2 separate regions of the Homo sapiens genome follow, and region 2 is linked to region 1. A link is an interaction called in ENCODE POLR2A ChIA-PET data of the cell type or tissue named here. Cell type or tissue: CD4-positive, alpha-beta T cell. All regions are shown on one strand. Links, peaks and the distances in the headings refer to the core of each region. The heading gives the core; the rest is flanking DNA. Region 1 overlaps MAML2 (mastermind like transcriptional coactivator 2). Region 2 overlaps CCDC82 (coiled-coil domain containing 82).

Region 1 (15,641 bases), core at 4,029-12,028:
GAACCTCCCCAGGCTGTTCCTTGGGAGTGAGGGCAGCCCTGACTTCCATGGGAATGGGATTCCCTGCCAAATTCAGATGCCGAGGCTTCCCTCAGGGACCACAGCCCATCCGAGTGGAGGAAGTTGCTGTGAGAAGTTAAGCAGGCAGCTCTGAAGGGCTGTGTGTGTGTGTGTGTGTGTGTGTGTGTGTGTGTGTGTGTGAGAGAGAGAGAGAGACAAAAGAGAGCAGCCTTGCCCCATTGCTTGCATTATAGTACACATGGAATCAATTTTAAATTTCACAGAAAGAAAACAGTAAACAGAGTAAGAGGGGAGCTGGTGTGTCTCTCCAAGGTTGGTGTGTCTCTCCAAAGCTGGTGTTTCTCTCCAAGGCTGGTGTTTCTGCTCATGCATACAATACATGATGCACACCATTCATACCTCCAGGTTTTACACATATTTCTTTCACCCCTGAGCATCTGTGAGACTCAGCTTGATGATATTTCAAACGACTATGAGGATCACACCTCTTGGCAAAAGGCAGAATAACTTTCTGTTGTAATATTTTAAATTAAGAGTTTCTTCTATCTAGGCCTTGCAGGAGAGAGGAGAATGTATTAACAAATTTATTCTGAAAGTAGAGATGTGGGAGATATGTGATCCACAAAGCAGGGCCACCCAAGGTTCACTTCAGTGTTCACGTTTGGGGAAGCATGAGAATGTCACATAGCAAGGCCAACTGGCTCAAATGTATTAGCATACAATCAATATGCAAGGCGCTATCTGAATGCCGATTAGTAAGAGTCACATTGACCATGGTAGCAGATGACACATTAAACAGTATGATACCAGCCACAAACCTCACTAGCTTTTCCAGTAACCTGAAAAGACAAAGAAAAAGAGAACTTGGGGAAACTCCTATTCATCAGTCAGGTTTCCCCTTAAACATCACTTCCTTTGGGAAGCCACTCAGACAAATCCACCCCCACCCGACTTCCCCTAGCTCAGCTCTTCTCTTCTTTTACATTATACCTTCCAGAATTATCTGTCTTCCCTCTTTCAGTCCCCAGCACCCAGCACACTCCCTAGCACTCTGTAGGCACTTAAATATGTGTTCGATGGTTGATGGAATATTATTGGCTTGTGTTAGGTCTTGGAGGGTATGAAAATAGAGAAGATAGAATCCCTGCCCTGTCTGGGAAGGAGACAGACAGATAATAATAGACACCATACAATTTGTCAGACTTTGCAATGCTTGTAAGTACAGCTTCTCTAAAGGAGAACAAAAGGAAGGTTGAACTTCTGAGCACCTTAGTGATAAAACAGACCTACATTAGCTTCTTCTCTGATTCATTAATTTTACTGGTAAGAAATAATGAACAGAATCCTATTTCCTTACATTTCAAGTTTGCTACCAGGATAGCACAGTATCAATAATAATAGGCAATGGATTTCACTTGGGGGAATATTATGTCAGGAGGAAAACATGAAATATTATCAATATCCTCTCTAGGGAATCTATGTATTAGCTTTGTGATGTCTAACCTCGAATTTCTCACCTTCAGAACTGAAAGCAAATACATAATTGGATTTGCATTAAAGCTCTAAAAAGAGTGAAATTAAGAGTCACGCTCAAGTTTCCGGCTATGTTTCTTTGTTGCCTACTCCTTTTGCCACTCTGTCACTTAATTCATCTTTTTTTCCAGAGGAAAAATCAAAAGCAAAATATGCAACACCACTCCCTGCCCTCCAGTACTCCCACAGTATTATTTATTGACCACTCTGGGTGTGCTTGGCTTAACAGACAACAGAAAGGAAGTGAAGGCTCTTCCCTGAGGGTTTGCTGATGCGATTAGAGAGCCATTTAGAAAGATAACTCGAAATCTCAGACAGACACAGGAATCTAACTTTTATTCTGGTGTCAAAAATGATTTGAAACCTTTTTTGTATGATGACGTTTGTCAGTACTCCTTTTATTCCTCTCACAGCAGCCGGTGGGCGTCTCCATGCCTGATGCAGACAATATAGAATCCAAATGCAGTTGCAAAGGTGAATGACTTCAGGTGGCTTTGCGCCGCCATCGTCATCTGCACAAAATGTGGACTGACCATGGATCTTTCCTCCATATTAACCTCTCCAAGAATAGAATCTATTGAAGACATGAATCTTTTGATAGCATTTCCTTGGGGTTTTGGGAGAGAAATTACATCTTGCAGATATCTGATGAAACTCTCATGTGACCAAAAAGACTGCAAATAAGAGTTTGATAAACAGAAAACAACATGACAATAGTTTCTGGGTAACTCTTTGAACTTGTTAGGTACAGCATATACTGTCCTTCACACACCTGCTGTATTTTGAGAATCTGAGCTTATCGAAAGCCACACGGCATCAGTGGAACTGACTAGCTGGGTGACTGCATGCAAGCAGTTAGCCACTCTGCCTCAGTTTCCCTAAAAATACAATGAAATGGATAGTCAGTTGAGTGGTCCTCAGACTTTTACATCTTATAGTATGGAAGCGGACATGGATTTGCTATATTTCATTTTTCTGTGTAAGTACATTAAAAATCAAAACTACTGCCTACTATTACCATCTTTCATGAAAAAAAATATTTTTTAGCCTGAAAGCATTGAGACGAACATAACCTCAGAGTAAGCGATGGTCCTTGAAAAGTGAATAAATTTAACGGTTTGGTAAATCCCTTGCATGAATCTTATTTTTTTCAGTTCCTTTAGCAAACAAAAACTTATTCAGAAATGAACACACGTCCACAGAACACCATTAGCCTGCACAATCTACACAGATCCTTTTACCTGTACATTCTAAGCACAATACTGGAACTTACCAAATAAGTAAATAAATAGCCAACCAGAGCCGTATCACCTTCTACTTTATTACAGTGTTGGTGTTAATATTTTACAGCACTCGGCTAACTGGAATGTGGAAGGCACTGCCAACCACATCATACTCTTTCCACCCAAGATAGTAGATCGGCTTCACTCCATTAAATCGTCATTGTCTTCAGCTGCCATGACTCCTTTAATTGGCTCACACCTGTAATCCCAGCACTTTGGGAGGCAGAGGCAGGTGGATCATGAGGTCAAGAGATCGAGACCATCCTGGCTAACACAGTGAAACCCCGTCTCTACTAAATATACAAAAAATTAGCCAGGCATGGTGGCGGGCGCCTGTAGTCCCAGCTACTTGGGAGGCTGAGGCAGGAGAATGGTGTGAATCCGAGAGGTGGAGCTTGCAGTGAGCTGAGATAGCACCACTGCACTCCAGCCTGGGCAACACAGCGAGACTGTCTCAAAAAAAAAAAAAAAAAAAGAAAAGAAAAGAAATGAATCTGCAACAAGGAATTCTAATTTTTTTAAATGGAGGAGGTGTCCAAGGGACAGGAGACTGTAAATGCCAAACAAAAGCTTTTATGCAAGGCTAAATTGGTGATTTTGCACAAAACTCACAAGTAAAAGATTTACAGCACAAAGAATGTAATACACTTCAGTTAAATTATTCAGTATTGTTACAGTATTAATGCTACAGCCCAAGTTTCATTGTGTAAATTAAATACACAGTCTGTTCCCTAAGATTGTACTTGGTTTCCATAATAGTTTTTTTAAGTCCTCACAGATTGGAAATATAAATATGGAAATTTATGATTATCAATAGTTTGAGCCAAATCCTAAGAGAAGGGGTTTGGACTGAGGTCTAAAAGTACTTAACTGAAATGGAGCCACCATGAGACAAGTTTAGTCTTGGAGGCACATGTAAGCGGGTGACAAATGGAGTTTATCATGTTGGGAGACTTGCGGATTTGCCTTCTTGTTTCCTTTGGCAGAGCAGGGTAAGAGGCCGGCTTTGGCGTCATTGCTTTAGACACACAGTCCTTTTGGCATGAGGTTGGATCTCTGGTCCCATCCAGGGTTCACTTTGTAATCAATCCGTCCTTAAAATGAGGTAGGTCTTTCAGTAAGTGGCCTTCTCCTTGACAGCGAGCTCTTTCAAGTTGAGGGGACTCCGTCTTCTTCCTTTTCTTCCTTACCTGCATGCCACCCTGTCCGTTGATGCAAAAGAGCTTACTTTATGTAAACTATGTAAATACTCAAATTTAGGTTCAGAATATCAGAGGTGGTGTGAATCTTAGAGACGTTTCTAGTAAAATCATTATTCCCTTTTTATATATGTAAGAGAAATTTAATAGCTTCTCTCTAAGTTCATTCACTACTCAGAAACCTGATTAGAACTGTGAACTTCTGATTTCAAGATCAATGCTGGATCCATTTGTATCCCCCAGTGAATCTCTAGAATTCGAGTATTAGCAAGTATGCAGGTAATATTGTATAAGAAACATGCAGTGCTCCATTAACCTATATGCAGTCAGGACATACCCTGAAGCAAAGTTTTAACTACACAGAAATGTGGCCTTAACCTTATAACAAGAGCTTTTTTTTTGGCAAGTGGGCTATGTAAGAACACTGCATGTTGGAAATAATGGTAGCCAGAGAGGAATTAGAGATATTCTATAGCTACTTGAAATTTTCAGTTTTTTAAAGAATAATTATTTCAAGGCTGAACTAATTAAGTACATTTCTACATCCTGTAAAATCTTACGCCCCACCTAACTTTAAAAAAAATACAATATACATTTTGAGGATTTATGGTATATTTGGCTCAACAATCAAGATAACTGAAGACGGACTCATCTCTAACAATCCAGCAGTGCAATTAGAGAAGTCTGCCTTAAGGGGTGATTTTTCTACAAAGACAGCCAATCTTCAAAATGGCCAGTGGCAATATGTTGTGTTGACCTGTTTTAATGTATCCCTCTATGTTAGGTATATGCAGGATGGACTGGGGAGGAAAAAGAAAAGAAGGCCTTTGGAGTAATAAAGATGGAGATGAGATTTGGTGACTGGAGAATTTAAAAATAAATTCCAGTGCACCTAAATATCCATGAGTCTTTTCAGTCTACCAGTCCATGAGGTTACAGAACATCAAGACCAGATTCTCACAGGTTACAACCTTTCTACTGCACCTTCTCATTTGAGAATTCCAATCCTGTTCAAAGTTACTCCTAACCCTCAACTATACCCCAGGTATTTGGGAGTCCAAAACAAGAGTTTGACAAGCTCTCCTAAATAGGAGCAACTGCTGAATACTAGCAGCTGCCACTCCAGGCTACACTGTGGGCCGACTGGCCAATACTGCCTGGAGCTACACGTCTCCATGGGCTGTGGATTTCAAAATAATTCCAAGTTTAGTGTGACATCTCTTTCATTTTCCACACAGCTCTTTCCTTTGCTAGGTCACATACAGCCAGGATGGCTGGTTCAGGACGGTTCCAGGTGCCAGTGCCATGCTGGCAAAATCACTGCCCTTTGACTCTGTGGTCTTATAGCTGAAGCACCCTGTTTATACCAGACTCTACAGTTCTTCATAGTTTTATTTCCTCGGGAAGCTCCAGTCCCTCCTGAAAACTTGGTTTCCTTTTGACTCTTGTCCCATTCTGCATATATGCCTAAATAACTGAAAATAAATTAGGAATACAGCTTAAGCCTCTACCCACCTTCTCCACTCAGAAGGCCCCTTAGCTTTCATGTAAATATCTAGAGGGAAGGCTCATCTATTTCCACCTGGCAGGTGTATTCAAATCTCAGCTACACAAGAGATGCTGAAGTAACAACAAATTAACCAGTGAAGACAGAGATACACAATAGGAAAAAGTCAAAGACCTTTTGTAGTTAGTACCCATGAGATTAAAATGAGATTTATTTGCTGCCTGCACTGAACACATAGCTGTGTGCATCCCATAGTTGTGTTACAGGATCCTTGAGGTGTGGCCTTTCAGGCCTGAAACCTCTGGCCAGTGGCACTTTTGCCTGAGTTTTGTTCGGCCCACTGGGCTTGTTCCGCCCACTCAGCAGGCTGTGCTCAGCTCACACTACCGACCTGGATCCCACACTTGCCAAGGGCAAGTCGCATGGAGCAGAAAAGGGTGTGTGAACGAGCACGGGGTCTGGCAACTGTGCAGGCAGACACGCCAGTGGGGTGGGCAGCTCCAGGTGCCTACACAGGTACCAGCTCTCTGCAAGGCTGCAGCTGGACCAGAGGCACTGCAAGCAGCTTCCCTGGCTAGCACCAGGGAACACAGTGGTGCCCAGAAGCTTGGAGATGACAGGCACCGCAGGACCCCAAAGAGGGAGTCCCAGCCCTGGCTTGGGAAGCTCCCAGGTCTGGGCTCCCTAAGGGGCTGCAGCTCTTCTCTCCTTCTCTTCACCTGCAATGTGGTGAACAAGGGGCATGTTTCAGCCCTGTTTTTGTTATGCCTTATTTATTTATTTATTATTTTTATTTTTATTGAAACGGAGTCTCGCTGTGTCGCCCAGGCTGGAGTGCAGTGGCGCCATCTCAGCTCACTGCAAGCTCTGCCTTCCGGGTTCACGCCATTCTCCTGCCTCAGCCTCCCGAGTAGCTGGGACTACAGGCGCCCGCCACCACGCCGGCTAATTTTTTGTATTTTTAGTAGAGACGGGGTTTCACTGTGTTAGCCAGGATGGTCTCGATCTCCTGACCTCGTGATCCACCTGCCTTGGCCTCCTTATTTATTTATTTATTTATTTATTTTTGAGACAGAGTCTCACTCTGTCACCAGGCTGGAGTACAGTGGCGTGATCTTGGCTCACTGCAACCTCCGCCTCTCAGGTTCAAGTGATTCCTCCTGCCTCAGCCTCCTAAGTAGCTGGGATTACAGGCACGCACCACCACACCCAGCTAATTTTTGTATTTTTAGTAGAGACGGGGTTTCACCATCTTGGCCAGGATGGTCTCCATCTCTTGACCTTGTGATCCGCCCGCCTCGGCCTCCCAAAGTGCTGGGATTACAGGTGTGAGCCACTGCGCCCTGCCTGTAATTAGATCTTCTAAAGTTACATTATTATTTATATGAATTTTATTATTTATTCATTTATTTTTGAGATAGGGACTCATTCTCTCACCCAAGCTGGAGTGCACTGGCATTATGGCGACTCACTGCCGTCTCAACCTCCTGGGCTCTAGTGATCCTCCCACCTCAGCCTCTCCAGTGGCTGAGAGACTACAGGCATGTGCCACGCCCGGCTAATTTTTGTGTACTTTTTTTGTAGAGATGGGGTTTTACCATGTTGCCCAGGCTGGTCTCAAACTTCTGGGCCGAAATGATCTGCCCACCTCGGCTTCCCAAAGTTTTGGGATTACAGGCGTGAGCCACCTCGCCCAGCCAATTTTGTTTATCTTAATTAAAAAATAGAAATGCTTCAAATAGTCACTATAGGTGAAAACAAAGGAAGAAAAAGGAGAAGAAAAGAAAGAAGGATAAAGACAAAGAAAGAGAAAAGAAAGAGAGGAAGGGAGGAAGGGAGGGAGGGAGGGAAAGGAAGAAAATAGGCCAGACTCAGTGGCTCACCCTTGTAATGCCAACACTTTGGGAGACCATGGTGGGAAAATTGCCTGAGGCCAGAAGTTACAGACCAGCCTGCACAGCATAGTGAGACCCCATCTCTACAAAAAAATTAAAAACTAGCTGGGCTGGTGGCACATGCCTGTAGCCTGTAGTCCTAGCTACTCATGAAGCTGAGACAGGAGGATCACATAAACCCAGGAGTTTGAGACCGCAGTGAGCTATGATCACACCACCACACTCCAGCCTAGATGGAAGAGGAAGACTGTCTCTTTAAAAAAAAAAAAAAAAAAAAAAAGGAGGGAAGAAGGAAGGAAAAATTATCGCTTCTTTTTTATCTATAGTTCTCAAGCTAAAATACATACCTTCTTTTTTTTTTTTTTTGAGAAGGAGTCTTGCTCTGTCGCCCAGGCTGGAGTGCAATGGCGCCATCTCAGCTCACTGCAAGCTCTGCCTCCTGAGTTCACGCCATTCTCCTGCCTCAGCCTCCTGAGTAGCTGGGACTACAGGTGCCTGCCACCATGCCCAGCTAATTTTTTTTGTATTTTTAGTTGACACGGGGTTTCACCGTGTTAGCCAGGATGGTCTCGATCTCCTGACCTCATGATCCGCTCACCTTGGCCTCCCAAAGTGCTAAAATACGTACTTTTAAAAAATGCCCAGGCTTACCCAAGACCAATTAAGTCAGAGTCTCTTCAGGTTGGGCCTCTCTCTCTCTCTCTCCCTCCCTCCCTCTGTGTGTGTGTGTGTGTGTGTGTGTGTGTGTGTGTGTGTGAAGTAAGCTCCCCCAGGAAATTCTACTGTGCATCAGAGCTGAGAACTGCTGTTCTAGGGGAAGTACCAAAAGTGAAGTTCATAGGTTCATAGACTTACTTTACCTCTGTATTTGAAAAGTCAGACTTTCTTCTGTAATATCAAAGACAACGAACCCAGGTCAATTATTGTAGTAGAGAAAGTCATAAGGGGGAAAATTATTTTTTCCATTGGCTGACTAAGGATTCTAGTGAAAACAGCTAATTTAATTGAGAAAAGACATTTCCTAAGTGAAGTGATATATGCATTATTATGACTCAGGATACTCAGATAATTAAGCAGTAACACTTTTGTTGACATTTAACTACATTAAGAAGAAAACTTGTTGAACCAGAAATGTCAGTGGGTGAGGGATTTTTAAAAAACGAACTTGGGCAGGTATTTTCTTCATAAAACTCTCTCTCTCAGGAAAAAATTTTCAATTTATTTGGCCCTATTTATAAACATGTTTGATTCTATCACCACCCTCAGGCCAACAAAGCAGGAAAAAAATGTTAGAATTCTGTACAAAGGTCAAGAAGACCTTTAAATCAGCAATTTGAAAACACAAGCTTGCAAAATATAATATTTGAAGTTGTTCTTTGGGAATGTATAAGTAATATGGGTTTGAAATGAAAATTAGAGCAAGAGAGGCAGTCACGGATATGCGTTGTCATGTCTCTGTTTTAATGTCCATATTAATGTGAAATATCATATTCAAATAACTCAATAGACCCTCAGTAGATTTCTCATAACAAATCTTTGCAGCAGTTCTAATGTTCTAAATCTGGTTTACCAATGACAGGTTTAAAAGATGATTTAAAAAAAAAACCAAATGGGATATAATTTCCAGGAGAAGTGTTTCATTTGTTGGGTCTTGACTTATCCTGCATAGAGTAAGAAGATCATGTGATAACTTTGTGTTTTAAAGGGTTGTTACTGAGATGATAGATTTACTCTCTGAAATAGAAACATTACTGTTATAAGGCTATGCTGTTGGCTGCAAGAAACACGTTTGCTTGGATAGAAATGGCCTTTGTTACTTCTCTAAATGTGTGCTCTGTTGGCGGAAGAAGGCATTTTGAAAGGCAGTCCGTGTCTTGAAGAGTTGTTTTTAAAAGAGTGTCAGGCTACACTGGACAGATGAACATTGATTCTGGAGATGCTATGGCTTGAGAAAAATGCATGCAAATGGTAGCTACCAGCAGAAGAAACAGTTCTGAAGGGCAAGGCTAGTGTTTTGGTTTGGGAAGGCATGTTAGGTGTTGTTTGTGATATGTCACAAGGGACTCTGGCTATGTGTTCTGTGATGTCTCCTCCCCACTCAGAACCCTCCACTGGTTTCCCATCTCACTAGGTGTGAAAGGCAAAGTCCTCACAGGCCCTACAAGATCTGCCTACCACATCATGCATGCGTGTGCACACACACTGCCCACTGCTCCTACCACAGCTCCCTCCGCTCTCTCTATTTCTCTATCCTCCAGCCGCTCCTGCCTTCCCAGAATGCACCAAGTACAAGCCCATCTCAGAGTCTTTGCTCTTTCCTTTCCCCCTGCACCTCTCTTCTTTTTACCTGGGTTTATTTGTCTCCATAGCCTTTATCACCTTTGGACATTCTGTTCTATTTACTTGTGTTTTTGTTAGTATCTGTCTGTCTTCACTAGAAGTTAAGCACCATGAAAGCTGCAGCCTTCCTAGTTTTGTTCACTGTCATATTCCTAGCACCTCAAAGGGTTTCTGGCACATAATAAATGTTTAATTAATATTTGCTGAAAAATAAAAGACTTTTCATCCTACTCTTTATTATAATTCATTCCTATGGGATTCAATGGACTCTGGTCTCACTTTAGGTCTAAACTCTTATCCAAGGAAACATCATTAGATTCAACATCAATATAGAGTAAGTGTCTAAATATAGGTAGCTCAAGGCCAAGTGTGTGTTGTCCAGTCCACCTATATAATTTTATTCATCCTCTGTGTCCCTTCTCCCACACACATTGAGCCACAGTGGGCAGAGGGTCCTTTGAGGATGGAGACCTTGATCTTCTCCCGCTTCAGGAGCTTCTGTCCTCCCCTGGACAAAGATGGGGCTCTGCCTTGTGCCCTCAGAATGTCAGTGTGTGCCAGCCCCAGTGAGTCATTTAACACGATGACACTATTTACAGACTCATTGGCACTATTGGTGACAGGACCCTTCAGCACTGATGCTTAGATCAGCAAGGACTAGGCAGTGATAGGAAGGGCCAGCCTTGGGCTTAAGGAAAACAAGATACCTCTTCCTACACCCTGTGGAAAAGATTCCTGAAGGACCACTGGTGTGGCTGCTTGTTGAGCTCCAGAGCCATAAGAGGGGTAATTAGGTGATTAGCAGTCATTGACACTTTTCTTGGAGCGAGTTTTCAGTCTTTCTTTAGAAGAGATTGGGGAGAAAAGGGGGATTCGATGCAGGAGAATGTGTGGATCAAAGCCCAACCTAACCAGTTTCCTATTGCGCCTGGGCCCAGCACAAGAGCAGGTGGAATGCTGGGAGCCTGCCCTATCCCAGCAGCACCAGCTCTGCCATGTTCTCCCAGTGCAAGGCAGCACAGAGCAGCAACTGACAGCCTCAGCTTTGTAGTCAGATGGGCTCTGGTTCAAATCCTGGCTTTGTCAATTCCTAGCTGTGTGACCGTCATCAAGGTACCTAAATTCTCTGTGTTCCATCACTGTAAAATGAGAATAATACCCACCACACATGATTGTTATAAGGATTAAGTAATACCACTTATGACAAGCAGTTACTGTAGTTCCTGGCATATAAAAAGGTCACAATAAATGGCAACTCCCAGAATCAGACAAGACCTGGATCATCCTTTATGAATACTAGAGAGATTTATGGAATGAATCATGATTCTTCTTGCTAGATTCTCTAAGTTGTTATCCAAATAACTTTGGGAAGCTAACAGCTAAACCAGGGTTCTTTGCTCTATTTTCTTTCCTGTGTGTGTGTGTGTGTGTGTGTGTGTGCATGCACGCACGCATGTGCACTAGAGAGAGAAAGGGAGAGAGTGCTGTATACCAGGACTGACACAGGAGATATTTTTTTAAAATCACATACTTTGCCCTGATATGCCATGGAAACTAACAATTGCTATCCTGGGTATATTACAAGAACTTCTCTCTATTTTTTTATATTTGCTTTGGAATAAATATTTGATAAAACGAGGGCAATTTTCATAGCAACTTTTCTTGAAGCTTTTTAAAATGTAATTAAGCATTTTAAAATCTATCAGATATATTCAGAACATTTCCCAAATTGTTTTCTTAAAGATCAATTTTGTTCAGATACTTTAGGTTCTGGGGAAAAGCTATTTTCTGTCCACTTTGACACAAAAACATTCCTTCTAGTTTTTTAAGAACACAGTACTTTGTTGAGATGTTGGCTTCTTGGTTTATGGCATGAATTCTAATCACTTTTAAACTTCTAACTTTTATTCTACACTTAGAGTTCAAGCAAAATGACAATGATCAAGTTTATAAAATATAAAACTTCTATATGAAAAGCGAGAAAAAATCAGTTGTTTCCAAGATTATGTTAACATTAATAATTAAAACCAATTGAAGATTTATTTTGTGCTAGGCACTGTTCTAAGCACTTTACATTGTTAGTTCCTTTCACCCTCACACGCTATTTTGAAGAAGATACTGTTACCCTCCACATTTTATGACACACTGAAGTGCATGTGGGTTAATTAACTTACACAAAATCATGCACTTGGTATAGTCCACAGTCTGAATATATTGCCCTCTACAAATATAATAGTGAACTTTATTATTCGTAGAAAAGAATACTGAGGTGGAAAGATCCCCAAAGATTTGCCAAAGATGCATAGCTATAAGGTCAGAGTAAGGACTTGAACTTAGTAACATCTGAATCCAAAGTTTGGGCTCTTCATATATACATATACAACTATTTTTCCACATTCGGACAAACTATCAGAATAACTTACATAAATGTTTTATCAAATGTTCCTTCTTAGAGAATCTGAGGGAACATTAGAAGTCCTCTTGTCTAATGAATATTTTCTAGAGGAGACATGACCAGTGAACTTATTATTTTCTAGAGCGGACTTGACCAATGGCCACCTAGCTTTTGCTTCCATCCATCTGCCCAGGAACACAGATGATCCATCCAGGAACACAGATGGTTCATTACTGAATCACCCTGCTGGTTGGGAATTTTCTTATATTGAGGTGCTGTGCTGTGACCTAATTTTATATTTTTCGTAATTTGTAGGGTAAATATTGCCGTGCTTAGGAGCCTTGGTACTAACCTGGCATTACACTGAATCATGTATCTTCAGGAAAATAGAGTTAGAAGGCACTGTACAACAACATCCTACAGCCAGCCAATCAGGAGGCTTGGAAATCTTAGGTAAAAGATGTCCTGGCCATTCTTGGCTTATTTTACAGACATGAACTCATCTCACTTCTAATCACACAGGGAGCATCTGAACAGAACTGAGGCCCTTGGTTGAACTCTAGTCCTGCAGACATCGTATCAACAGGCAAAAAAGAATATTTAGACTAAATTTGCAAATCAAATGCAATAACAGAGAGATTCTCAAACTGGAAGAAGCTGATATAGTCACAAGTTTTTACACTTTTTTGTTTTGTTTTGTTTTTAATGAGCATTTATTGGGTAGTTATTTGAGAAACAATATAGCTCCATAAAAAGCCATAGGCTTTGGAGTAAGCATCCCTCAGCTCATTTGGAGCTAGGTATCCTGGGCAATTAGCAACCTCTCTAAGATTTGATTGCCTCTTTTCTATAAATAGGAGTAATATTACATATTATGGGTAATAATGGGACTACTGTGATGATTTTGTAACATAATGTGTATAAAGTATTTAACATGCTCATCGATACATAGTTACTACTCAGTCCATGGTGGTTATTAATCATTCACTTAATCAAAAAATAAAATTTATTGAGTTCTTATATAGTAGAACCATGCATTCAAGCTACATGCCCCAGGCACTGTGGGTACAGTGCTAAAAAGGCAGAGACAGCCCCTAACTTCTCAGAACCTGCAGTCTAGCTGGGAAAACCAATACTGAGTGAGTAATAAAACAAAGAACAAGTTATGAGAGGGAGAAGCATAAAAGAGTGTGCAGATGCATAACTCTGAGGTTAAGGAAGGGGCCCCTACAGAAGATTGTGAACCCTGAGGACAGAGTCAGCAACAGAGGTGGAGATAGGTGTACAGCATGTCCCAGGCCAAGGAGCAATGCGTGCAAGGCCAAGAAGTGAGACAGCAGGAATGTACTGGGAAAGAAAAATCACCAAAGTGCCAGAGAGGTGGACAGAGGGGTGGACTGAGACGGGCACCAAATCATAAAAGACTTTGTATGAGTATAAGCCATACTAAAGAGTTTGTTTTGGGTTTTATCCTAAAATCAATGGGAAGCCATTGAAAAAGCTGTTATTAGGTTGGGGGGTTGGCAACATAATCATATTTGGCTTCAGTATAATAGAGATGAGTAAGACACAGTCCCTTGTCATCGAAACAATATAATCTCATGGCGGCAGAAGTTGAAGGGGTCACAGTTAAAGAAGGCTCAGGAACAAAAAATGTTCTTAGGTACAAAATTCTAGGTGAAATTTTTAAAAAGGGAGTGACCACATCTCTGTGATGTGACATTTGAAACAGATGTTAAAAATGGACTGGGCACCCTTTGGATAAGGAGAGCTGCTGGTGGGAAGGGGCGCTGCCTCCTGGATATCCTGTCTAAGAGGTAAAATTAGCAGGCATACTCTTAAAGTGCTCCCAGCTTTGTTAACTGGATTCTACATTTCCCTTCCTTCCACCACTCCATATTTCAGAATCCCTTTGAGAGAAAACTCTGCCACCCTTATTGTAGCCCCTAAAATCCACATTCTGTAAATTGTAAATCATTACCATGTGTATTTCCCTCCTCCACTGTTACAAGGTTATTTCCAGCTGGATGCCTATGTAAGCTTATAGCTTTGCAGAGCACTTCCTATACACCCCCTCCAGCTGTGAACTTTTTACCTGCACTTCACTGCAGTGTCTACATGCTTATTGAGAAGTTAAAACAGTACAGGAAATACTACATCATCTCACTGGCATTACCAGTTAAATCTCCTAATGTCTGGGCAATATGAGGTTGAGGCACTTATTATAAATGCCACATCACAGTTGTAGTAATTTTCTGTTTCCTTTGAGTCACTCCATGTAACACAAACCAAGGCAAAAAAAAAGTACCATACTCCAACCTTCCCTTTCAACTTATTTTATCTTAATTGATTAAATTTATCAGAAAAGACTACTAAAGTGGTAGAATGTTTTAAGATGATTAAAATCATCATTTTTTCTTTAAAATATGCACTTTTTTCTATAAATAATGCTTAAAGTGGAACTCGTCTCTCATAGTATGATAGTTTCGCATTTTGCTATGTGGTTTATATTCAGTGAAATGTCTATGCTGAACAAAGCTTTCACGTTAAACATCTGATTCACCTTACTTGGAATGTATATCTATGAGGTGTATTAAGAGTAAGCAGGATAAATTTAAGATACTTTCCCCTAACAGAAAGAAAAATTAAGATATTAAAAAAAAAGGAAAAGAAGAAGGGAAGAAGAAAAAGGAGGAAAGAAAAGGAAAAAGGAAAGTTTTGTTTGAAATGGAAATTTCTTATCTGAAAAAATTACTTTTGAAATTCTGAATTACGGGTTGTTATGCCTTTTATCTAGGAGGAAAGTGGCCTGTCTTGTAGGATTTGTGGATCTTCTGCTCTTTATTCATGTCATGACATTCTGATGTCAAAAATGGGCTGGTAGTAGGCACCTATATTCCAAGGAAGCAATTCTGATTTCTGGTTTCTCTCTATTTTAACAATTGATGCACTTAACAGGGAACCGTATTTATCTTCTCAAATTTATTTTCACCTTTATATTTTCCTCTCCTGAGACATTGTTCAGAAAAAGGAACCTGCATTGCATGGCTTTCCTGCCTCCAGCTCATTTCAAACAGCATTCAGTCACCTTCAGATGCACACACTGTCATGTGAACTTCTGTCCTTCACCCAACTGTTGAAATTGCACCATCTCTGCATCCAGAAAAGCCAGAGGGGAAGAATAATCCAAGCAGACTACTTCTGGTAATCAAAAGAATAACTGTCATTTTGCTTAAGACAAATTCACAGGATTTCTAAATGAATCCCTTATGTGAATATTTTCTTGGGAATTCGACAACCTGCAGAGAAGTTCCTTAAGGAGAAATCATAGAACAAACAATTATTGTTCCCGATCATCAGATACACAGGAGCACAGCTGCCCTTCATTTTGCTTTCTTTCATGTATGTGTCTGTTTATATTTCAGAGCCAGAATAACTTGGGGATTAAGAAAGCTCGTTCTAGGTCCA
Region 2 (15,641 bases), core at 3,793-11,792, 290 kb before region 1:
TAGAAGTCGTTGGAAAGAGCAATATAAGGTACACAGTTTGTTTTTGAATCTCTGCTTGGGGGTTGGGGGCAGCAAACCTCTCAGGATTTTAAAATCCAGACTGAATAATCTTCTAAAATATTGGCATGTCTTTGTTAAATAATCAGCTTATTATTTCTCACATCTTCTAAAAGTTATTATTGTTTTAATCCTTCACATTAACTATATCTATCCAATAATTAAGTGGTTCCAAATGATGAATAACTTCAGAACATCTCCAGGGCTTAGCCCATCTTTTAAAATGAGAAGATTGTCTCACACGGTGTTGTTATGTCAGAAAAGAGAGTTCCATGGTCAAAGAAATTTGAGAATCAGGGGTTGTAAGCTGGTTTCTTTACTGGAAGACTTTTCCCAAGCATTATATGTGAATTTATGTTATAAATATTCAAAGGGTGGTATGGAATGCAGTATTTCCTAAATTTGTGTTTTACTCTGTGAAGCTCTGTTTATGTAAACAGGTAACACCTGTTACCTGCTTGATTTCCATAACACATTGTTTGGGAAACACTGGTCTAGATAGTGTTTGGCATCTTTCTTTGCTTTAAGATTGCTTAATTCTACCAATTTGAAGAATTTATAATTTATCTTTTTAATTTATAAGATTTGCCACATTTTGTTTCATGTACCAGTTATCTATTTTATGATCTTTAATAGCAGAGGATGTACTATATGATTTGTAAGGGTTTTCTCCCTGTTACTTCTAACATTCTATATTCTAATGATTAGGAAGAGGAAAAATAAAAAGATAATTGAAGTTTAAGTTATTTAAAATCCTTTTAGCACTTAAATCATTAGTTCTTGTACCTCATTTATGCCAAGAGATTTGGTTTCATCCAAGGCTTTTCAGCCTTGTTGAATTATATGGTGATAAATTAGCCATAGATTAGGTTTATAAGACAGTGTAGGATTACAGAAAGAGTTTAAAAGACTTCAAGTTGGAGGATGGCTTGAGTTTAGGGCTATTGAGTTTTTGACTTTTGATAAATTTAACCTCTCTGAACCCATTTCTTCTTCATAGGTGGAAAATATTTACCTATTGTGAAATGAAATACTGTATATACTTATTTTCTTTGAAGATAAAGTACAGGCACAGCTTTTAGAACATGGCATAAATACTGTTTAATAGAAAAATAGCATATATAAGCATACCTCGTTTTGTTGCATTCCACTTTATTGCACTTTGCAGATAATGTATTTTTTTGAGATTGAAAGTTTTTGGCAACTGCATGGAGCAAGTCTGTTGGCACCATTTTTCTAACACCATATGCTTATTCATCTCTGTCACATTTTGGTAATTATTGCAGTATTTCAAACTTTTTCATTATTATTACATCTTTTATGGTGATCTGTGGTCAGTGATCTTTGATGTTACTATTATAATTGTTTGAGGGTGACAGAAACCATGCCCATATAATAGTGAACTTAATTTACAAATGTGTGTGCTGACTGCTCCACCAACTGGCTGTTTTCCCATCTCTCTTCCTCTCCTCAGGCATCCTTATTCCTTAAGACACAACGGTAATGAAATTAGGTCAATTAATAACCCTAAAATGGCCTCTGATCGTTCAAGTGAAAGGAAGAGTTGCAGGTCTCTCACTTTAAATCTAAAGTGAGAAATGATTAAGCTTTTTGAGGAAAGCATGTCAAAAGTTCAGATAGGCTGAAATGTAAGCCTCTTGCTCTTGTGCCAGACAGTTAGTCAAGTTGTGAATGCAAAGGAAAGTTCTTGAAGGAAATTAAAAATAATACATAAATGATTGAAACAGCCTTATTGCTGACATGGAGAATGTTTTAGTGGTATGGATTGAAGATCAAACTAGCTACAACATTCGTGTAAGCTAAAGACTAATCCAGAGCAAGGCCGTAACTCTTCAATTCCATGAATGCTCAGTGAGGTGAGGAAGCTTCAGAAGAAAAGTTTGGAGATAGCAGAGGTTGGTTCAATTTATGAGGTTTAAAGAAAGAAGCCATCTCCATAACGTAAAAGTGCAAAGGTGAAGCAGCAAGTGCTAATGGAGAAGCTGCAGCAAGTTGTCCAGAAAAACTAGCTAAGATAACTGATGAAAGTAAACAACAGATTTTTTCAGAGTAGACAAAATGGTCTTTTGTTAGAAGAAGATGCCTTTTTTTTTTTTTGAGACGGAGTCTCTCTCCATCGCCCAGGTTGGAGTGCAGTGGCGCAATCTCGGCTCACTGCAAGCTCCGCCTTCTGGGTTCACGCCATTCTCCTGCCTCAGCCTCCTGAGGAGCTGGGACTACAGGCGCCTGCCACCACGCCTGGCTGATTTTTTGTATTTTTAGTAGAGACGGGGTTTCGCCATCTTATCCAGGATGGTCTCGATCTCCTGACCTCATGATCCGCCTGCCTCAGCCTCCCAAAGTGCTGGGATTACGGACGTGAGCCACTGCACCCAGCCTACCATCTAGGACTTTTATAGCTAAAAAGAAGTAAATGCCTGGCTTCAAAGCTCCAAAGGACAGGCTGACTCTCTTGTTAGGGGCTAATGCAGCTGGTGACCTAAGTTGAAGCCAGTGCTCATTTACCATTCCTAGAATCCAAGGGTCCTTTGAGAATTATGCTAAACTGACTCTGTTTGTGCTCTATAAATGGAACAACAAAACCTGAATGATAGCACATCTGTTTATAGCATAGTTTACTGAATATTTTTGGACCACTGTTAAGACCTACTACTCAGAAAAAAAAAGATTCTTTTCAAAATATTATTCCTCATTGACAGTGCACCGGGTCACCCAAGAATTCTGATGGAGATTTACAAGGAGATTAATATCATTTTAATACCTCCCAGCACATCCATTCTGCAGCCTATGGATCAAGGAGTAATTTTGACTTTCAAGTTTTATTATTTAGGAAATAAATTCCAGGCCAGGTGTGGTGGCTCAGGCCTGTAATCCCAGCATTTTGGGTGGCCGAGGTGGTGGATCACCTGAGGTCAGGAGTTTGAGACCAGACTGGCCAACATGGTGAAACCCCGTATCTACTAAACATACAAAAATTAGCCAGGCATTATGGTGCACACCTGTAATTCCAGCTACTGGGGAGGCTGAAACAGGAGAATCGCTTGAACCTGGGAGGCAGAGGTTGCAGTGAGCCGAAATCACACCACTGCACTCAGTCTGGGTGACACAGCAAGACCCTGTCTCAAAAAAAAAAAAAAAAAAAGAAATACATTTCATAAGATTGTAGCAGCCATAGACAGTGATTCTTCTGATGTATCTAGGCAAAGTAAATTAAAAACCTTCTGGAAAGTATTCACCATTCTAGATGCCATCAAGGACATTTATGATTCATGAGAGAAGGTAAAAATATCAACATTAACAATTAAATTGAAAGAATTTGATTCCAACCCTCCTGGATGACTTGAAGGGGTTCAAGACCTCAGTGGAGGAAGTAACTACAGATATGGTTGAAATAGCAAGAGAACTAGAAGTAGAAGTGAAACTTAAAGATGTGACTGGATTGCTGCAATCTCATGATAAAAATTGAATGGATGAGGAGTTGCTTCTTACGGATAAGCAAAGAACGTGGTTTCTTGAGATGGAAACTACTCCTAGGAAAGGAAAGATACTACAAACATTGTTGAAATGACAACAGTGGATTTAAAATATGGTTGTTAAAGCAGTGTCAGGGTTTGAGAGGATTGACTCCAATTTTGAAATAAGTTCTATTCTGTATAACATACAATCAAATATACAATCAAACAGCATTGCATGCTACAGAGAAATCTTTCATGAAAGGAAGAGTCAGTGGATGCAACAAACTTTATTGTTGTCTTAAGAATGGATGCAACAAACTTTATTGTCTTGTTTTAAGAAATTGCCACAGCTACCCCAGCCTTCAGCAACTAGCCCCTTATCAGTCAGTAGCCATCCTATTGAGGCAAGACCCTCTATCAGCAAAAAGATGCCTATTCACTGGAGGTTCAGATGATTGTTAGCATTTTTTAGACCTAAAGTACTTTTTAATTAAATGTAGTTTAAATTACATACATTTTAGACATAATTCTGTTGCATGCTTAATAGACTACAGTACAGTGTAAACATAACTTTTATGTGTACTAGGAAACCACAAAATTTGTGTGACACGTTATTGATATATTTACTTTATTTTGGTGATCTGGAACCAAATCTGCAGTTTCTCTGAGGTATACCTGTACTGTATTTATAGATTATTTAACTTTAGCCAAGTAATCTACATGTAAACTAAAATTTTTTTTATCTTCAAAGTAACCCCATGAGGAAGACACTATTTTTGGAGGGAATAGAGGGGTCTCGTTCTGTGGCCCAGGCTGAACTTGAACTTCTGGGCTCGAGATCCTCCCACCTCAGCCTCCTGAGTTTCTGGGGCTACAGGCACGCGCCACTGTGGCCAGCTGGAGGGCACTATTATTTCCCCTCTTTTAGAGATGAGGAAACTGTCTCAGAAAAATAAAGTAACATAAGGTTCCACTGCTAATAATTAGACAGGCTGGTATTAAACCCAGAGTCTCAGACTCCAAAACCCATGCCTGTATGCCATATTAGGTTTTACCATATTGTGGTGGGTGATACTGAATTTGGATAATCTGATGTTGGGATAATAACTGTAAGATACCAAAAAGTATTAGCTGAAAAACTGAGACACAGATGATTCAGTAAGATCTTAATTAGGATAAGCTGGGTTATGCTTCAAAAGATAAAGAATATAACTAACAAACAAAATAAACCAACAATAAAATCCCAATGGCTTAACCCAACAAAGTTTATTTTCACTTATATATCCAGTGTTAGTCATCAGGGGTGCTCTGCTGACTGTAGTCACTCAGGGAACTGAGCTGATAGAGGTCGATAAAGGTTTCATCTTAACATGTGCTTCCATGGGGTATAGCAGAAGCAGGAAAGGAAGGTGGTTAGTTATCTATTCAGTCTGAATTTCAGCCTGTAAGTAATACATGTCATAAAGTGCCATGAAGTATGAGAAATATGAAAAGTTGACCACCAGAAAATGTAGTTTTCAATCATATAATATAAAAAGTAAACTGTCAGTATATTGGATACTTAATTACCATCCGTCTGGTAGAAGATATGAATGTGGTTTAGTAACCATGCTAATATGCTCACTGTGTGCAGTTCAAATATTGTATTAAAACCTAATCTACACTACCAATTAGAATAGTAGTATCTAGCACAGGCCTAGAACATAAGCAGAAATACTCAGGCACAAGTAACTTCATAGCTTAATAATGAAGCTTATTTATGAATGCCAAGTGTTTTCTCAGTTTGTTTACTCATTGATAACTGAGCTATTAAACTGTCCATATGAATACCAGACACGTGGCAGTCCTAGTGCCAACTTGTTTTTTCCCCAGGACTGTAGTAAGTTATCATAGGAGGATTGAATTATTTCTGGAATATTTTTGTGGCAAATATATAATTCATATAATGGAAAGTGAATGTGATTTTTTTTCTCAAGTTTTAACTAGCCTACTTGGAATTATTTTTCTTATATCATCCTACATTTTTGCTGCTCCTATTTTTAACTAATACCTCATTAACACTAACTAGAGATGAGAAATGGAAAAGAAGTAGCAACCGCAGAAGTGTAAGAGATATGAAACTAGCTTTTTCCTAGTCTGGTTTATTTTCATGCAATAGCCAAGATTATAAATTTTTTTATTTAAACATATCTTGTAAAATACCTACTATGTGCTCAGTATTAAAGTAAGAAATGCCAGGGTGTTTTGCTCTTATATCTCTTTGTATTGTAATCCCTAAGATGTTTTAATTGGTTAGATTCTTACTTTTATTTTTATTCTTTATCTTTTAAACTTTTTTTTATATTTTTTGTTTTCAGGAGCGAGTAGAAAATTATTCTAATGTAAGTATTCATTTGAAGAATCCTGAAAACTGTTCCTGCCAGGCTTGTGGACTGCATCGCTACTGTAAATATTCAGTGCATTTATCAGGAGAGTTGTATAACACCAGGACCATGCAAATAGATAATTTCATGTCACATGATAAACAGGTATTTTCTTCCCTCTAATCTTAATTTTCAGTATTTAGAAATTTTTATTTCATAAATAATCCTAAGTATCCTAAGGAAAATTTGACCCAAGTGGAAACATTTTTAGCATATAATCCACCAAATTGGCAACCCACAAGTAAATAATGGAAGATAGCTGTTCATCTAATAGGAGAGAATTCAAAAAACACTGTGCTTCAACTAGACTCTGTTAGAAGTATGTCAGAGTCTAGAGCAATCACCACATAGTTAAGATGCTATTAATTCTGTATGAATAGAAAAAACTGAAGAGTAAGTGTTTTTTAGACAAGAGCATAGCAGTATAATGTGAAATGATAAAAAGCACAGATGCTGACAACTTCTATTTATTTTTTCAATCTTACTTTATAAGATTGCTGCATTTACAAATGTGAAAATTATATTTATAAATGCAAGAAATACTGAGCGCTTTTTCTGGTAAGTCTACATATCCATGGAGGAGGTGTATATTTAGAGAGGTAGAGACCCAAAGTTGTCTCTGAATCCTCCCAGTCAATTATTAAGATGGAAATATAATATTTATCTAAATTCTTCTATTAAACTGGATAGTGATTTCTCAGTATTATCGAGCAGTAGTTGACCAGATCCCTCTGAGAGATCTGGGTTGCAAGAATGACTTAGAAGGTTTTTATGGGGATAATGAATTCAGAATTGGTCTGTAATGTTTTGTTTGATATGTTACTATAAAAATATGAATATATATGTATATTTAATAGTCATATGCAAATTTCCCCATTGTTTAAAAACTGATCTATGACTTTTTATGACATAAGATATCTGGAATCCTAGCAAAAGTGATTTCGTACATTAGGGACCATGTTCTGTTATGTATATCAAATACATTGCTGTACCTTCATGGTCTTTGCTGTCTATAGCTAATTCTGAAGAGGAAAGTGGAGTAAGAAAATCACTTCTAGAGCTCTGACATTCCTGTGAAGCAGTAAAGATTCTATATAAAATAGTTATTCAAATATTTAAAAAAACAATAAACTGAAAGCATGAACTAAAAGCAAAGAACATCAATATTGCCAGTCACGTAAGAGAAAACTATAAAAGTTAACAAATATATGGGAAAATGCTTATTCTGCATGTAAGGGTATATAATTAAAACTACCTTAAGATGCCAGTTGGTAATTCTTAAAGTGGCAAAGTATTCTCAAATCAAATGATAAAATGCAATGCTATCAAGGTTGCACTGAAACTAGTAAGTTCATGGAAAGTAAGATTCCTAGAGGAAAAAAGGGGTGATACGTATCTTTTAAAAATACTAGATTTTTAGAGCTAGAGTCACAAAGCTATATACATACTCAATGTCTATAAGTTTATCTTTTGCAAAGCAGTTCAGTAAAGAGCAAATGGTATAATCATGAAGTTGAAAAATAATGCTAGTTTGAAAGTATGATAACAATTAGTATTTGCACTGTCTAGGCATCTATATAAAAATGTGTGTATGCGTATATAACTATATGTAAACGTTAAGTTAGTTATTGGGTATGTTAAGAGAGTGTGATTAAATTTTTTAAAGAGAAATTGTTTTTTCAGTAATTTTTTCTTTAAAGTGAAGAATGACTTACAAAAATTTATCTTACATCCTACTTCAATACAATGTAAATGCATATATGTAAAGAAGGAAAGAAAGGGAGAGAAAATAAACCTAGTTATGATCCAGAGCATTAAAAAGATTGTGCTTGGCCGGGCACGGTGGCTCACGCCTGTAATCCCAGCACTTTGGGAGGCCGAGGCAGGCGGATCACGAGGTCAGGAGATCGAGACCATCCTGGCTAACACGTGAAACCCCGTCTCTACTAAAAATACAAAAAATTAGCCGAGAGAGGTGGCGGGCACCTGTAGTCCCAGCTACTCGAGGCAGGAGAATGGCGTGAACCCCGGCGGGCAGAGCCTGCAGTGATCCGAGATCGCGCCACTGCACTCCAGCCTGGGCGACAGCGAGACTCCATCTCAAAAAAAAAAAAAAGAAAAGAAAAAGAAATTGTGCTTAACCCCACACCCATCTTCAAGTTATTTTGAAGACTAATTCTTTATTTTGTGTTGCTGCTTGCAGTTACATAAAATTGAGACATTAACTAGGGTTCTTTTTGAGGGTGCAAATAATACTTTTAAGGAATTCACTTAACAGCAAATTTGTTTCATAAGAAAACTTTTCTCCTTTCTTTAGCTTCTTTGAAAGAAAGGATGCCTTGATGGAAAGTGGAATCAGTGGGGGAAGAGTAATTTTGGTTACAGCAGTATTGATAGGGTACTGAGACGAGAGGCCTTGGACCACCAGATTGTGATAAAGTTTAAGGACATAGATGAGAAGGAAATTACCTGGATGAAAGAGAGTTGTGAAATCTGAAAGGTAGTTTGGGAGAACTAAAAACAATCTTGGATATATGTTTAGTTTTGCCCAGAGTCTATCCAGACTCCTTAAGATGCTTAGGATTTGGTGGGAAGAAGCAATAATTTTTGAGGCAAATGGCATTGTATAATATGTCTGTACAAAAAACAAACAAAAAACCAAACAAGGGCAAATAGAACCCTTTGGATTGGTATTGTACTATCTGTTTCTGAAGACCCAGAAACAGAAAACAAACTTTTCCCCAGACTTACTGTTTCCTTGAGAATCCTTTTTCTTTGTTCTTCATACTTTAACTTCCATAAGGAGCTGGCTCCTCTGCCTATAAATAAGAGCTTAGAGAAATACTTCAAAAAGCTACCTACAGTTAGCTAAATATTACCAAGTCTGCCTGGTACATGTTTCATTATATTTCCTTGCCTCAGTTTGTTATCTAGATTTAATTTACACTCCATGTGATATAGCTGTTAAATTAGAAATGAGATTCTTTCTTCTGCTTTAGCAAAATTCAGTGACAATTTTTAGCTCCATTTCCAATTTTTACATATGTGCGATCACTTGGTTCATACTGATAACTGAACTGACTCAGTCTCATATTTATCAGGTCAGATAACTGTGCTTAACCGTGCATAGTGGGCCAGTCATCATTTATGTGTCATCTTCTTTATTTGCTTTGTGAACACTCACCACAGCACCTATTTTTCTCTGGTATTTTTTATACTAATTTTCTTGTTAGAATAGTTTCCTTAATGTACAGAAATTGAACTAGATAATTACAGTTGTTCTAAATATATTTTTCTGGACATTTAAAGAAATCATTCTAACACCAGAGATTAATGTTACCTGTTTTAGTATTTTATACAAATTGATTCCTACAGTGTAAGCTGTATTGTACTGTATACTTCAATTCATATGATAAAGAAATACAATGGGCTGTAACAATACACTAAAAACAGGAATGAGTGAGGGGTTAAGTTCACTTGGAGTATTACACCTATCCTTTGCATCTACTGTTTTCTGTGAAATTTTACAGCAGTGATGCCCTTCCATATAGGTTCTTCCATATAAAATGTGATCATATTTTGGGAAAAAATACAAGAACATTTTAAGGTAATTTTTGATTTATAGATCTATATGATGATAAGTAGATGCCAAGAGGGGTAGGAATTAGAAATGGAAAGAAGTAAACCATAATGTTAAATATTTTCAAAGGATACTTGTTTTTCATACAGGAAAAAAAATTAGGATTTTTAAACACCTCTCCTTCCCTCTTGTTTCAACTTAAAAATGCTATACAGATAAATTCCTCTTGTTTTGTGGAAATACAGAATAAATGTGAAAGAAATACAAATCACTTTATCGTATGCCTATACTTCATGTAGAACAGCTATAGCTGAGTTCTCCCACACAGTCTACTTTGATGGCAGAAATGGAGACACACAGGGTACCCTTATAGTCACGGCAACTTTTGTGTTGTCTTTTTACACAAAGTTGGAAGTATTAGCAAGTGAATTGCTGAAATGTCATTACTACCAGGACTGCTTTGATGATAAGGTTGAATTGGAAAAGTTAATTTTAATAAGCCATGTACAATAATACCTGTTTACTTCTAATGATCTGAAAAGCAGGAAGGTTTTTACGGAGCCATGAACAAAAATCTGAACATGCTTTTCTTAAACTTTTGGAGATTTGAAGAAGGGTTGCAAAATGTCCAAAATACAGTTTTCACAAGAAAACACATCAAACCTGATTGTTGCCAATCATTGTGATATAACTTCTATTCATTTTTGGAAACATACTCCTGCTTTGTCTATCATCACTTGTATGTTTCCTTGCAGTGTGGCCTCAGGAAACAAGTGTATTTTTCTGTCAGACAGAACACAAGTTGCATAGATAAATATTAAAACTAGTACTCATGAAAGCATAACCCATTAGTGAACTTAGGTACAGACACAAATACTTAAGTCAGCAGGAAGTTTACTCTTTCCTTAGGTTACTACTCCATGAGAGTAAGATTGACCATATCATAATGTTTGGAGCCCTTTCTGATGCATTTTCTACAGTGGGTAAAATGATGTAGGTAAAAATATATTGGCTGGGCGTGGTGGCTCACACCTATAATCCCAGCACTTTGGGAGGCCGAGGTGGGCAGATCACGAGGTCAGGAGTTCGAGACCATGGCCAACATGGTGAAATCCCGTCTCTACTAAAAATACAAAAAAAAAAAATTAGCTGCGTGTGGTGACAGGCACCTGTAATCCCAGCTACTTGGGAGGCTGAGGCAGGGAAACCGGAATGTAGAGGTTGCAGTGAGCCAAGCTTGCACCACTGCACTCCAGCCTGGGTGAAAAAGCGAAACTCCATCTCAGGAAAAAAAAAACAAAAAAAATATATATATATATATTTAAATAAATATTTTAATATGTAAATATTTTAAATATCTATATTTAATATATATTAATATATATTAAATATATATAAATAATTTGGTCAGTGCAGTCAGACTGTCTTCCTATTTTAGCTGTAGTTTTGTATAACAAATTTTAAACATTCAAAACATTCTGAAAGAGAAAGGTTCTGGTTATTTGATTTCATAAAAAGAGTTCTTAATCATAGAATTATAGAAGTCCATATAAACGTAGGAATTAAAATTCTTATAGCTGGCTGACAGCAAAATATTAATGTCTTATTCACATATAACACCTTAAGTAAAGCAATCAGTATGCCTAAACACAGATTTATTTTTTTACTTTAGATCATTTTTTTTGGGGGGGGAAAAGAAAAGTATCTAGTAAAAAACTGCCAATACTTAATTTTGGTGTAAGAGTTTGTTTCAGTTTTACATGTTGCTTATAGCTAGAAAAATATTATAATCCAGTCATTTTTAACTTCATAAATATGGACTTATCATACTTTTCATGCTTTTTTTTTTTTTTTTTTTTTTTACTTTGCCCATCCTTCTGCCTTTCATTAAAGCCATTTCTCTTTTTTCCCCCGAACTTGGCAAACTCTTGTGTTTTCAAGACTTAGTTCAAGCTTGATTTGCTTGGGGACTTTTGTTCTATCTGGATTGGGCTAAGTGCCCCTCTTCACTAGCATTTTGGACATAGCATCTTGGACATACCATTTTTCATGTTGTTTTGTAACCATTTGTCTTTCTCTCAAAACTGTAAGCTCCCTAATACCGGTAATAGGTATTTTATTTATATATCTCTAGTGCCTAGCCCAATGTTTGAAACCTCACAGGTGCTCAGTGTTTGACTAGTTGTATAAGTAAGAGAAGGTAAAGGAATCATTGTGTAAACACTGGAAGTTAATAATGCATTTTGATTCTACTACTAAAGAAAATCCAAAAACCAGAAAGGATATATATTCGTTGTCAGATAACAATCTTTATTTCTTGATTTAGGTGTTCACTGTTGGCAGAATTTGTGCCAGCCGTACCAGAATTTATCATAAACTGAAACATTTTAAATTCAAACTATACCAGGAATGTTGCACCATTGCAATGACAGAAGAAGTTGAAGATGAACAAGTTAAAGAAACAGTGGAAAGAATTTTCAGGCGGTCAAAAGAAAATGGCTGGATTAAGGAGGTAAGGTGAATATATGAGAATCTTATCATGTAGATTCTGAAGGCTAATTATGATCAGCAAAAGGAAACAAATGATTAAAAGATAGTGAAATTTAAGAGAATCTCTTTCTTCTGTCGTTTGTATTTTCTCTTCTTCCGCTCATTCCTTTCATGCTTATCATTGTCCTTCTGAATAGATGCCCTGATGTTCTAAGGATTCACTCAGCCCATCAGATAAATTTTAATAAGCATTAACACTGTCCTTTATTGAAGGACCTCTGTCCTTTCGCTTTTATGTATGTATTGCTTACATATATATTAAGTCCCCTGATTTTTTTTTTTTTTTTTGACAGAGTATAGGACTCACCTCTGCTTGTCTGCTTCCTATTCTTTAGAACAGTTCTTGTGACCTGAGAGTGAAGAAGCACCTGGTGCCAGTCTGAGGAAAGGATCTCGGCTGCCAGTTCTAATACACCCACATCCTCTTCTTGAGGACATGGGACTGAGCAGTGAGCACTGTAACTGAAGATCGAGGGGAATGCAGAGGTTTCAGACCACAGCACTGATTTTGATTCCCCCATATCCTATTGATCACTAAATTTGATAACAGGAGTAAAGTGGGGGTTTTGAAGAGTGCACTGGATTCCCGAAGATCTGCTGGCAGCTTACAAGCTCTGGTCTGCTCACAGAGCTTTTAGAATTGTTTATGGTATATGGAAAGAATGCTAATACGACTGCAGTCTTCTAAAACAAGTCTAGTTACATGAATGTATAAGAGAGAACAAATAGTAGATTTTCAGGCAACTCTTATCAACATTTAATCTTTTAAAGAAAAGAAAAAAGCCTAACTTGAGATCCATTGCCTGGACTATATCATAGGGAAATTTGTAAAAGAGGAATATAAAAAATAAGGCAAGAGAGCTTAGGCAGATGGAAAGAAAACAAAACAGAAACTTTTTTAGCACATGTCATATTTAGTGGAGGTCTCCCAGTCTAGATAATGACATCATCACTGGTTTCCCTTTGACAATTTTTCTCCCACCACAAACCACCACCCAGTGATCTTGCCTGCCCCCCACATCTTGATCCTTAAGTCTTTCTCTCATTTTATTCTTTTCAGCTTTTTGTCTTTTACTTTGCTTCTACTTCTCCTACTCCAAATGCTTCTCCCTGCTTATCCGTACTTTTTCATTTGCTTTAGGAGAGAGCACTTATTCAATAACTTCCCGTCTTCATTTTCCTAGACAACATTAAATTCTTAAGTGCTTTTATTGATGCCTTTAAGTGTTGCCAACCCTCTAGTGGAACTGCAAAACCTATTGGGATAGCACAGTTATAAAGAATTAGATACTAGGTATAGAAAAATCACTGTGCATATACTGTATATGTTATATAATAGTATCATATATGGGGAAGAACTTTAAACTTCTTGAAGAAAAAAGCATTTCCAAATCATGTATCCTAGAAAAAGCTTAACAAGGTTTAGGACACCAGAAGGGACCTGGAATTTTAAAGACGTTATTCTTTATGCATAACACTTGGCATTCTTTTCTTAGGAAAAGAAAGGAGCTTAGGCTTTCTTTTCAAGAAAGCCAAGTGTCATGTTATACATAAAGAATAACATTTAGCATTAGGCATTGAAGGTATTTCAAGATTGTGCATGTCTAGGACAGTATACACATTTTTTTCCCCATGAAAATACCAAAGACCTTCATTTTTTTGAGATTTCTCCACTTAAAAAATTTGTTCCTAGGTTTTCTCAAAAGATTTCCTAGAAACCACAGAGGTTTATAGCCAATATAAACCCATTTGCAGCTTTTTGTGCTGTAATGAAATTTCAAAATTTGTCACGTGCTCTGACATTTCCCATCCTCACTCTGTCTGTCCCTCTCACTGTGTGCCTTTGAGTGATAGCACTGCATGTACTTTGTGATGTGTGCTGCCTTTAGCTACAGTCTGGTAGTCACAGTTACTCTAACCCTTTAGAATGCCTGGGGCTCAGTGTTACTTGAATGCCGTCTCCATGGCACTTTCCGCTCATATTTCCCATTTATGTCAACCCCTTTTGTTGCCTTACACGTACTATTTGTTCCTGTCTTTCTGCCTCCAGCTTGTATTCCACACCTTACTTTTTCCCTTACCTGCTTCTTCAGCCATTTTACTTTAATTATCTCAGGATGTCTCAGCATGTCTTCCCAAAGACATGCCAACTAGACTGACTTCATTCTTTTTGTTCTTCCTTCTAAAGGTTGAACTAGGGTGATCCGTTTTTAATGTAATGATACTAAAGGGGTGTAGGAGCAACTTGAGTATAAGAAAAGAATAGATAATAGGAAAATTATAATAAAACCAAAATATTTAATAAACATAATAATGCATGTCTTATTCTAAAGAAGAGTTCAATAACATACTCTAATATGACACTGGCAAAATTCTAACGAATATTTGTTCATTAAGAAGAAAGTGTATATGATGATGGGACTTCCTGGGAAGTTGAAGATAGTATTGTTGGGATTGGCTGGTGGATGCATAAACACCAGGTAGTAAAGAAAGCATGTCAATAGAAGTATCAGATGCCCATTCATACTGTAAATACTGTGTGTAAAACTGTTACAAGTGACAGTTGTATGTAAATTTTAAATGCACTGATAAATATTGTCATATACATAATAATTTAAAATTATAATTAGATATCCCTTGCCTTCCTTAAACGCTTCTCTTCTTTTTCCCCTCCTTTTCAACTTTTTCCCTTGCCCCTTTTTTCCCCACCCCTTAAACTGATGTTTCTCAAAGCATGGCCCTAAACTACCTATATCAGAATCACCTAGAAGTTTTTGAAAAGTGTATAATCCCCTAGCCTCATCCCAGATTTATTGAATGACAATCCTTGTGGATGTTAAACATCCAATATTTTTAGCATTGATGATTCTTAAATAGATAAAAGTTTGAGGATCACTGCTAAAAAGTACCCGTTAACACTGAATTCTGTCCTCATCCTCTCAAAGTTGCCTTGGCGAATCAATTCCCTTCTGCAGTTGTAGCTACTACTTCTGAGTAGAAGATTCCAAACTTCTCTTATATTCTGACCTCTTTCCCACACTTCATTTCCACAATTCCAACTGTTTTCATCAGTAGGTCCATCAGGTGTTGTAAGAGAGTAGTCTTCACTATTAAAATAAGTAGTCTTCACTATTAAAACCCTCCAAATGTTTAGTAAAGAATTATGAGAGCAGTATCTTTAGGTAGAGAGGATGGCAGAGTAATACTAACTGCAATGTCTGTGAGTTTCACTTTCCAAGTTTTTTTTTTCTTGCCAAAGCTGCATCCTAGCCACACCATTTAAATCTCAGAAACAGCATACTCTAAACTGGTTAAAAGTATAAGCTTAAGTATTTGCTTTGCCACTTACTAGCAGTAGAATTTGGGAGCAAGCTATTTTATTTCTCTTAGCCTAAGTTTTCTCATCTGTAAAGTAGGAACAAAAACAGTAATAATAATTAGGGTTTTGATTGTGGAGATTAGATATGTAATACGTTTTAAGCATTTAGTATAGGACCTAGCAATTAGTAAGTGATTGATTAATCTTAGCTGTTACTTGCAATAAAAGCAAGTAAC

What was found. Peaks named below come from ENCODE experiments on the same cell type or tissue, not always from the same donor. Only the 100,000 strongest peaks of a DNase experiment are listed, where the experiment ranks them.
Region 2: POLR2A ChIA-PET joins it to region 1 with 6 read pairs; 5 of 35 experiments call an interaction of 5 or more read pairs at or near these places.

The regions. Positions count from the first base shown.
Region 1 is chr11:96,060,993-96,076,633 of GRCh38, reverse strand. All of the region lies in intron 2 of MAML2 (mastermind like transcriptional coactivator 2), which reads left to right. Among named protein-coding and RNA genes, the nearest start is that of MTMR2, 140 kb to the right of the region's middle. RefSeq lists a silencer at 700-759. In CD4-positive, alpha-beta T cell, for the core only: no CTCF peak of the experiment used is centred there; a DNase peak (open chromatin) is centred at 8,213.
Region 2 is chr11:96,355,400-96,371,040 of GRCh38, reverse strand. It overlaps CCDC82 (coiled-coil domain containing 82), which reads left to right. Exons shown (of 10, transcript NM_024725.4): 7 at 1-28; 8 at 5,891-6,061; 9 at 11,863-12,048. Among named protein-coding and RNA genes, the nearest start is that of MAML2, 20 kb to the right of the region's middle. In CD4-positive, alpha-beta T cell, for the core only: no CTCF peak of the experiment used is centred there; no DNase peak of the experiment used is centred there.